3 separate regions of the Mus musculus genome follow, and all the other regions are linked to region 2. Evidence: chromatin contacts called from ENCODE Hi-C or POLR2A ChIA-PET data. All regions are on one chromosome and are shown on one strand. Each heading gives the region's core, a stretch centred on a gene start or an enhancer-like site at or near the end of the contact. The rest is flanking DNA. Distances are from core to core; before and after follow the strand shown. Region 1 holds the start of 4930553P18Rik (RIKEN cDNA 4930553P18 gene). Region 2 holds the start of Dusp11 (dual specificity phosphatase 11 (RNA/RNP complex 1-interacting)). Region 3 holds the start of Nat8f1 (N-acetyltransferase 8 (GCN5-related) family member 1).

Evidence for each region. A loop is a pair of places that touch in the nucleus more often than their neighbours do. ChIA-PET counts read pairs that join two places held with the same protein, here RNA polymerase II (POLR2A).
Region 1: a map of left cerebral cortex shows a loop between it and region 2 (3-fold over the local background). The contact joins the promoter of 4930553P18Rik here to the promoter of Dusp11 in region 2. A Hi-C loop is called at or near these places in 11 of 37 maps with a recorded cell type or tissue (CH12.LX, heart, left cerebral cortex and 1 more). POLR2A ChIA-PET finds 5 or more read pairs at or near these places in 3 of 5 experiments (Patski and embryonic stem cell).
Region 3: a loop to region 2 is called in a map of gastrocnemius, with 4 times the contacts of the local background. The contact joins the promoter of Nat8f1 here to the promoter of Dusp11 in region 2. A Hi-C loop is called at or near these places in 6 of 37 maps with a recorded cell type or tissue (adrenal gland, gastrocnemius and heart). POLR2A ChIA-PET finds 5 or more read pairs at or near these places in 3 of 5 experiments (Patski and embryonic stem cell).

Annotation. Positions count from the first base shown.
Region 1 is chr6:86,002,988-86,005,687 of GRCm38, reverse strand. It overlaps 4930553P18Rik (RIKEN cDNA 4930553P18 gene), which reads right to left and starts at 1,335. Exons shown (of 2, transcript NR_155305.1): 1 at 1,146-1,335. Gm33319 (a long non-coding RNA gene) reads left to right here. Exons shown (of 5, transcript XR_003956459.1): 1 at 1-2,245.
Region 2 is chr6:85,960,284-85,962,983 of GRCm38, reverse strand. It overlaps Dusp11 (dual specificity phosphatase 11 (RNA/RNP complex 1-interacting)), which reads left to right and starts at 1,317. Exons shown (of 9, transcript NM_028099.4): 1 at 1,317-1,546. The coding sequence starts at 1,449.
Region 3 is chr6:85,914,264-85,916,963 of GRCm38, reverse strand. Nat8f1 (N-acetyltransferase 8 (GCN5-related) family member 1) reads left to right here and starts at 1,332. Exons shown (of 2, transcript NM_023160.3): 1 at 1,332-1,430. Tprkb (Tp53rk binding protein) reads right to left here and starts at 1,245. Exons shown (of 6, transcript NM_176842.3): 1 at 1,174-1,245.

The DNA of each region.
Region 1 (2,700 bases), core at 86-2,585, 43 kb before region 2:
GGTACAGCTGGCAGTCAGGAGCCAAGGAATACCACAAAGTCACATTGCACAACAAACCTCATGCAAGAGATTTATTGGGAAGGGAAAATCAGTTGGCTGCCTCTGCTCAGGCAACAAGCAGCAGGGGACTGAGCAGAAGGGAGGGTTTATACAGGGTTTCTGGTGGCCGGGGTGGGGGTGGGGGACAGAGCTTTCCAGGGTGGCCTGTCATTGATGGAATTTTTGTGATAGAGATATTTGGCTTAGAGCAATTAACAAGCAGCAAAGTGAGAGAAACTAATAAGACAATGAGTGAGGCCAAAAACGGTGGTCCTTTCTCTAGATGTTTAAGTTTGGCCCTAATATCGGAGAAACTCTGGAAGAAGGAGTCGTTTTCCATCTGGGGTCTCTGGATCCAGATTGCTATACTGTAAGACAGGTGTATTTGTAAGGTGGTCTAAAACTTGAGACAGGTTTTCATGTTTGTCCTGGATGATCTCCTGGGGCTCATTTGGTTTGTTTGTTTGCTTTATAATTGACCACCTTGTGGAGACTGGGCAGGAGGCAATTTATAAGTTGGTCTCTAGCTAAAATGCCCCAGAATTGTGTAGTTCCATTCAGAACCCTGTCTGGTTCTTTGTCAGCCCAGACTGGGTGGGCAGCATTAGTTTGGTGGGTTTTGTCTACATGTGCCCTAGGCTGGCCCCAGACCTATCTATGCTGGGGGAGAGAAGGTTGCGGGTGAGGAGCGTGTAGAAGTCATGGAAGGTGAGGCTGATGACACTGGGACTCTTTAATAAAAGAGGGATTAGTGATGTGAGAGCCCAACCTCTCCTCTACCTGAGAGAGATCACTGAATAAGGAGACACATGCTCTTACCATGCCATCCACCCCAGCAACCCCACCCCCACCCTCACAAAGGGAGAACTGGGGAGAGGTTAGGCCGGCTATAGGGGGTGTAGAGGAAGTCCCATGATAGACCTGAAGAAGCTGCAGGATTATAGCCCTAAGGGTGGTGGGATGGCGGCAAGTGAAGAGGGCAAGCCACAGCCTTAAAGACTGTGGCTGAGGTCACCTCTGCTTCCAAGAGTACTAAAGGGCTGCCGGACACCCAGTGGTCACTTCGTCGGACACAGGGAAATGTTTACATCAAAGAAGGTGCTTACCTAACTGCAGCTGGTGGGCGGGGTGCTGAGCGATCGAGTCTGTTGTAGGTGGACTGGACGGCTCAGACCACTAGGGGGAGCAAGGCACCAGGAGAGTCTATCCGAGTCAGAGCAAATGTGTGTTACAGCTCAGCTCCACTGGGGAAGGTTTCCCCAATACAAGTGTAGCAGCGGGACGGTTTTCCGAATGCAAGACTAACGGCTCTGCTTTGGTGGCGAGGTGACAGGAAAGGTTTCCCTAGCTCTTTTACGGTACAGTGCATAGCTATCATGGCATCTGGTCTGTGACAGCTCTCAATAGAAGGGTGGCTTGATAACATTTTTGGCCGTTCAATGGGATTGTTAAACACATTCATGTTCACCTCTCATAATGTTCAAGGCAAGGCATTTTCTGTTAGAGAAGATGAAAACCCCAACCCAACCAAACACAAACACCTCCCAAACAGGAATATGTCCGCAAAATATTGAACAGTTAAATAAATGGCGTCACTTTTAGTTACACTGACTGTAATCGGTGAACTTCTCTGAGGCTTTTATAACAATAATATGAATATATATGCATATATATAAAGAGATGCGCATCATTTGGGAACATACTTCAAATTTATAGTGTTTATTTTGTCAGGAAAGAGACTATACATGCATGAAAGTAAATATTATGAACAATGACAAAATGTACATAAAGAACACAGAGACATGTGGGGCAGCGCGGGAGGAGAATTGAACTTTCGCTCCTGGTCTGAGAAACTGAGATTCTGAGGTGGGAGCGCCACCTAGCACGTCCGCACTACCTGCCCCGACCTGTAGAGGGCGCAGCGGATATAAACTCCAGTTGCAGAGTGAAGCCCTTCGCGGTCTCTCCCCACCCCACCCCCCAGTGCAGACCAGTGCGCATGCGCACAAGGAAGGCTCGCGCCCAACAGTCCTCAGGTCGTTATTTGGGTGCTGAAGGCACAAGGGGTCAGATCTGGGTTGAAGACACCCTGCCCTAGGTACCAGCTGGAGATGTTTTGTCCCTTCCAGGACGCTGGAGGCGGAGAGAGTCACTTGAGGGAGTTTCTGCTGTTCTTGCTGATGATTTTGCTACTTTGCTTACAGGTGTTGGTAATTTTTACTTTCCTTCTTGCAACTGTCTGCTCCCTTTCCCAGATTTCAAAAGTCAGTAGTTTTATCTCCACAAATAAGGAGTCTCTGAATCTGGTGTGGCCAGACTGGACTTTCGCTGTCCCAGAATCCAAGTCGGTTAGTTTTATGTCTAAACCATCAGTACCTAAAAACTCCTTTCCCGGGCTTCCTTCGGTTAGCCCTTCCTTTTAGATTCTCAAGTGAGCAATGCCTAGAATCAGACACAGCTTGCAACTGTCCTCTCTCCTTCCCCAGACTTCAGCTAAGTCCTGCGTTTTATCTCCTGGGTATCCTCAAGTCCGGCAGCTTCCCTGGGGGTTCAGAATCCCAGTACAGAACTTGCCTGACCCTAGTGCAGAAGAGTCAGACGTTTGCCCAATTATCCACTCTCTTTTTCCTCCAAGACATTTTTTTACACAAAAAACCCTAA
Region 2 (2,700 bases), core at 68-2,567:
GTTAAGAGCATCGACTGCTCTTCTGAAGGTTGTGAGTTCAAATCCCAGCAATTTCATTTCTACATGGTGGCTCACAACCATCTGTAATAAGATCGGATACCCTCTTCTGGTGTGTCTGAAGACAGCTACAGTGTACTTACATATAATAAATAAATAAATCTTAAAAAAAAAAGTTGGACCGGGCCATGGTGGTGCATGCCTTTAATCCCAGCACTTGGGAGGCAGAGGCAGGCAGATTTCTGAGTCCGAGGCCAGCCTGGTCTACAGAGTGAGTTCCAGGACATTCAGGGCTACACGGAGAAACCCTGTCTCGAAAAAGAAAAAAAAAAGTTGGTATTTTTAATTATGTTGGTTATAATAAGTGTCCTGTGTCATTCAAAATTAGGAAGAATATGTATGTTTCCCTGCCTGTGACACTATACACACATATATGGATGGAGAAATATGTTAAATATATCAAATAAGGAGAAATATGTTGTATAAAACTTTTGATTTATTTCTTTTTGGCGGAAAAAAAAGATACACCCGTGTGAAAGCAAATATCATGTATATACAAAATGTAAACAATTGACAACGTTCACGAAGAATGCAGGGATCAGAGGGTTGGGGCTGGATTGTCTGTTCCTCATTTGGAGCAGTTCGGGTGGCGCTATGAGACCCCAACTTAGAGCGTTTCTCCCTGGAAGGTAAAGCCCCTGGATGTTCCCCAAGCTTGTTTTCCCTGATCTTTAAAAATACAGCTAGAAAGAAGCTCTTTGTTCTCTATAGCCAGCAAAAAGCCTTTTTGTTTCTATACTGTACAACCAGAGATGCCTGCCTTCCTGTGCCGAGGACACGGAGATAAAAATTCAGAAAGAACTCACTCCCCACTCCTGCCTTGTAAATTTCACCAAGGACGCCCAGAAGAGCTCTTCCCAACTCCTCCCACTTCTCCTCCCAACTCCTCCCAACTCTCCTCCCAACTCCTCCTACCTCCTCAGCTAGCTGTTAAAAGTCCCCTAATGTCACCGCTCGGGGTTGAACTCCTCTGCCCTGCACGACAGAGGGACTTCTCCTCAGCTAGCTGATAATAAAACCTCTTGCAGTTTGCATCAGGTGCATCTTTTCTCTCGAGATGTTGGGGTGTTGGCCAGTTCATCCCAGGACTTGAGCAGAGGCCCAGCATCGGGGGTCTTACAGCGCTAGCAATTATTCACATAGCTACAAAACCGGCCTCCAGCTAAGTGCAGCACAGTCGAAACCGAAGGCAGGCTGACAAACCCTACTTTCAGTGCGACGTGTGTCGTCAGCACGGCGGGGCAAGGCGCATGCGCCCTAGCGAGACGTCGACGCGTCGCGTTCCTTTGCGGGCGCCTCTGGATCCCGCGGCCTCTTCTGGCCTCCCTGAAGTCGCCACTTTGGCCGCTCTGGCACGCCTGGCGTTGGGTGGGCGGCATCTCTGCGCCCACATGAACCAGCATTATGGCCGACATGGTCGTGGACGGGGCCGGGACTTTGCTGCCTGTGCCCCACCCAAGAAGAAGGGCAGAAACCACATCCCCGAAAGGTAAGCGCTTTGGTTCCGGGCTTGGCGTTCCGGCTGCCTCGGTGGCCTCGAGTCTCCGAGTGTTCCCTGGCCTCGCGCCCCGCCGCCTCCCAGGGTCCTCCGCGCCGAACCCCACCACACCTCCCCACCCCGCATTCTGGGGTCTTGGGTCTGTCCCGACAGGACTCTGTGGAGCTCGGGCCTGGGCGGAAGTGCGCGGTGGGGCGCGGCTGCCTGTATTGAGGCGTCCCTTGATCTCCGAAGCCACAGGCTTCTGCTTGTGTAGGCGCTGTGCCAGGATCCGGCCCGAGCTGTCGACACCCTTCACTCGGTACCGGCTCGAGGGGTTCTCTTGCTTTCAGGATTCGGAAAGCGGAGGTGTCCTTTGAGGGAGTTAACCCTGCCTGGGCCAAGGGCTAGTTTTAGGATTTTGCTCACTGGTGCAATGAACCCTTTACTTGCGGCTGTTTGCTTCCCCTCTCCGATTTCATCTCCACAAAAAACGTGGCTAGACCGGCCTCTCCCCTTCCTAGAATTCATCAAATCCTTTTTTTTTTTTTTTAATCTCCACAAATAAACAATACCTAAAACTCAGGATCGACAGAATGCTCTGCCCCGACTTCCCGGACTTCAGTAAGCACTTCTTTTTTATGTCTACAAATGAGCACTATCTAAAATTCAGGATGGACGTGATGGCCTCTCTCCCTTCCCAGAGTGGATATCTTTAGATCCTGTCAGCTAACCTCCAACATCATCCCAGTGTAGAACTTGCCTGACAGCTTGCAGAAGACAGCTGTCTGTCCACTGGACAATCCATTTTTAACATACCTTCTATAGTTAACTATTTAACTATTAATTACTAAGTAAAGTATAAGTAAGTTATAAATAAATTGTTTATTGATATTTTAATGTAGCTTATTTCATTATTAAATTATCTATTGGATATAAAATTGTTAACTAAAAATTAAAAATAATTTTAGCTATTGCTTATTTGTGGAGATAAAGCAAGATAAATATCAAGTAGTAATTGTGAGACAGCTCATAGATGTAAGATAAAGCTTGACTTTAAGAATAAAAACCTTCGGGGCAGTTCCAGGACAGCCAGGGCTACACAGAGAAACCCTGTCTTGAAAAATAAAAACAAAAAAAAAGAATAAGAAGCCAACTTCTTGTCA
Region 3 (2,700 bases), core at 83-2,582, 46 kb after region 2:
TCATGTTGACATTTAGTTCCCGATGTGTGATATTAAACGGTGAGGCCAAGTATGGAATTAAGAAGGTGGCTAGGACTTTGTACTAAGAGATAAAAATAAAAAATAATTAATCCGCTCATATCACTATAAAGTTAATAGTTTACCTCAGGGGCAATTGGGGCCTTTGAACTCAAAATTTTGTTTTTTGGGTTTTGTTTTGCTCTGCCTTCCAAGTGCTGGGATTAAAGGTGTGTGCCACCGCTGCCCAGGTCAAAATTTTGTTAATCCAGTTATATGATTATCAAATAAAGGCTTCTATCTCCAAAGCGATTCTATTACAAATGAAGTTTGCCTAGCCTCCTAACCTGCTCCCTGGCTTGAGGCAGACGCTGGCAGATCTCTGAGTTTAAGGCCAGCCTGGTCTACAGTATGAGTTCAGGACATCCAGGGCTACACAGAGAAACCCTGTCTAGGAAAACACAACAAAACACCTCACCCACCATGAGGTACTGTGGTATTAGCAACAGGAGGTGGTCTAAGGCTTCTCACGTCCAGTGTCCACGTTCTGACTCTATATCCACATCTCTCCTGACTCATCCTTGTCACAAGCACTGCCATCACCTCTTATCAATAACACCTTAACAGCGTCCTCATCCGGGCCCTGTCACCAGTAATGCAATTCTAGCCTATCCCAATGGTCACGGGGTCCTTCAGGAGGAAGTCAGGCTGAAGCTAAAGCACTAACTATGTCACTGGGACCAGCATGTAGTCTGGACCCTGCCTGACTCCTCTCCAACCCGGATGGCATGGCCTGCCCTCGGCTTAGGCTGGTCAGGCTTTCCAACAGGGCGTCCCTACTACCCTCAGGGCTTCTTGCCTGGGTCCCTCCTGCCAAGGCCGCTCGCTGGCCCGGGTAAAGCCTGGGGTGGAGGCGACTCCGCTCTCCGCCGCGCCTCCCTCCCAGCGCTGGGCCTGGCTGTGGCTGTGCGGTCCGCACGCGGCTCCTCCAGCCTCAGCCTCGGGCATCGCCTGCAGGGGGCGCCCCGGCGCGCGCAGCCGAGCGGCCTTCCGTCCCGAGCCGCGCTCCTGAGACCATGTCGCTCTCCACCGGGGCTCGCGACAAACACGGGCAAAGGCACGCGTACTTCGCCCGCAAAACTGTCCGCAGGGAAAGAGCAACAGGGCGGAACTCACCCTGCATCCTACGCCCGCATCAGAAGATCGTCCCCTAGGAAACTTAGCTCTCTACTTCCGGAAGTGCTTAATGTTTGATAGGTGGGCGGGCGCCGAGGCGCCCAGTTTCCGGTGGGCGTGCTCCTGGCTCTAAAATGGAAGTGGAGCGGACTCCTAGTACCGCTAGAAGCTGCTGGCGGAGGACAAGGAGAACTAACTCTAATTTGTCCCGGCTTCGGAGGTGGAAAAGCCCCCACTGGTCGGGCCTAGAAGCTGAGGTATGGTGTTGTCAGCCCTGTTCTTAGCCTGTGTTGAACACTCTTTTCCTGTGAAAAAGAAAAATATTCACCAGGATGGGAGTCACAATTTATCAGAGCTTTCCAGACTCAGTTTACCGAGTATGCTCTTGGGTGGAAACGGGGATCTGGCGTGGTTGTGGCTTACATTGAAGGAGCGCTTCCGGTGCTTGGAGATCTAGAGACAAGTGGACTTTCACAGCTGTGACAGAGGAAAGAGGCAAATTTCTTGAGCAGACCAGAGGACGCGACGCTGGGATCAAGTCCCCAGAAGCCATCCGCCTCAGGGAATTATACAAGACCAGGGTACTGCTCACGGGGAAGGGTGGCCACCAAGATAGTGAGTCCGGATTTTAGTCCTTGCTACCTGTCAAGAGAACCCAATGAATAAAGAGCTTGAATCTTAAAATTAGTTTATCCAGAGAGAACCTGCAGTCTGAAATAGTAGGTTAATTACCCTACAGACATGCATTCCCTGCCATCTTCACCCAGCAGAATATATAAGGAGGAGATAGGGCCATAGGCAAAGACAGCCAATAATCCTGGAGCTCCGTTTTGTTTTGCCTCTCTGGCCAGATGGTCAACATGAGGACACTTCTCATATGATGTTTGCTTCTTACTTTCTTGGCTTTCTCCTCGTCTGCAGGTGTTTGGACACAGGCACATTGGAACTCAGAATCTAATTAATTTCTACTGATAATCGACCTTACACCCCTACAGAGATACCTGGGAGGTTAATTCAAAACAAATGAGAGGGTGTCCGTTTCGTTTCCTTTCCTCAGTGTGAAGTACAAGTGTGTCTTCATAATCCAGAATATGAAAGTGTCCCTATCTGTCCCCAATCATTCTTCACTATCAGTAGCAACTCTGAGATCTGTGTCATATGAAAGATGACATCCTGACACCGTGCACCTGGTTGGTTGTCGGAATGACTTCTTTTCTTGTAAGAGAATTCTCTGGCACAAAAAGATGTACATCAGAACATACCATATGTAGCAGGAGCAGCTGTGTCTTGGAGTGAGAATTTCTGAAATATGCTTTGTTCTGAAACAGATATAGACAATAAAGGTCTGAACCAAAGTTAGAAGACAGTGTCAGGTAGCCACATATAAAACCATTTCTCTGTAACTTCTCAGCTTTCCTTTTGGAAAGTCCACCACAGTGAGTCCAGTCTCACTCACCAGGGCTAGACTGCCCTGCACTTATAGCCTTTCTGTTTCAGCTTCCCCAGTGCTGGAATTTCACACAAGCA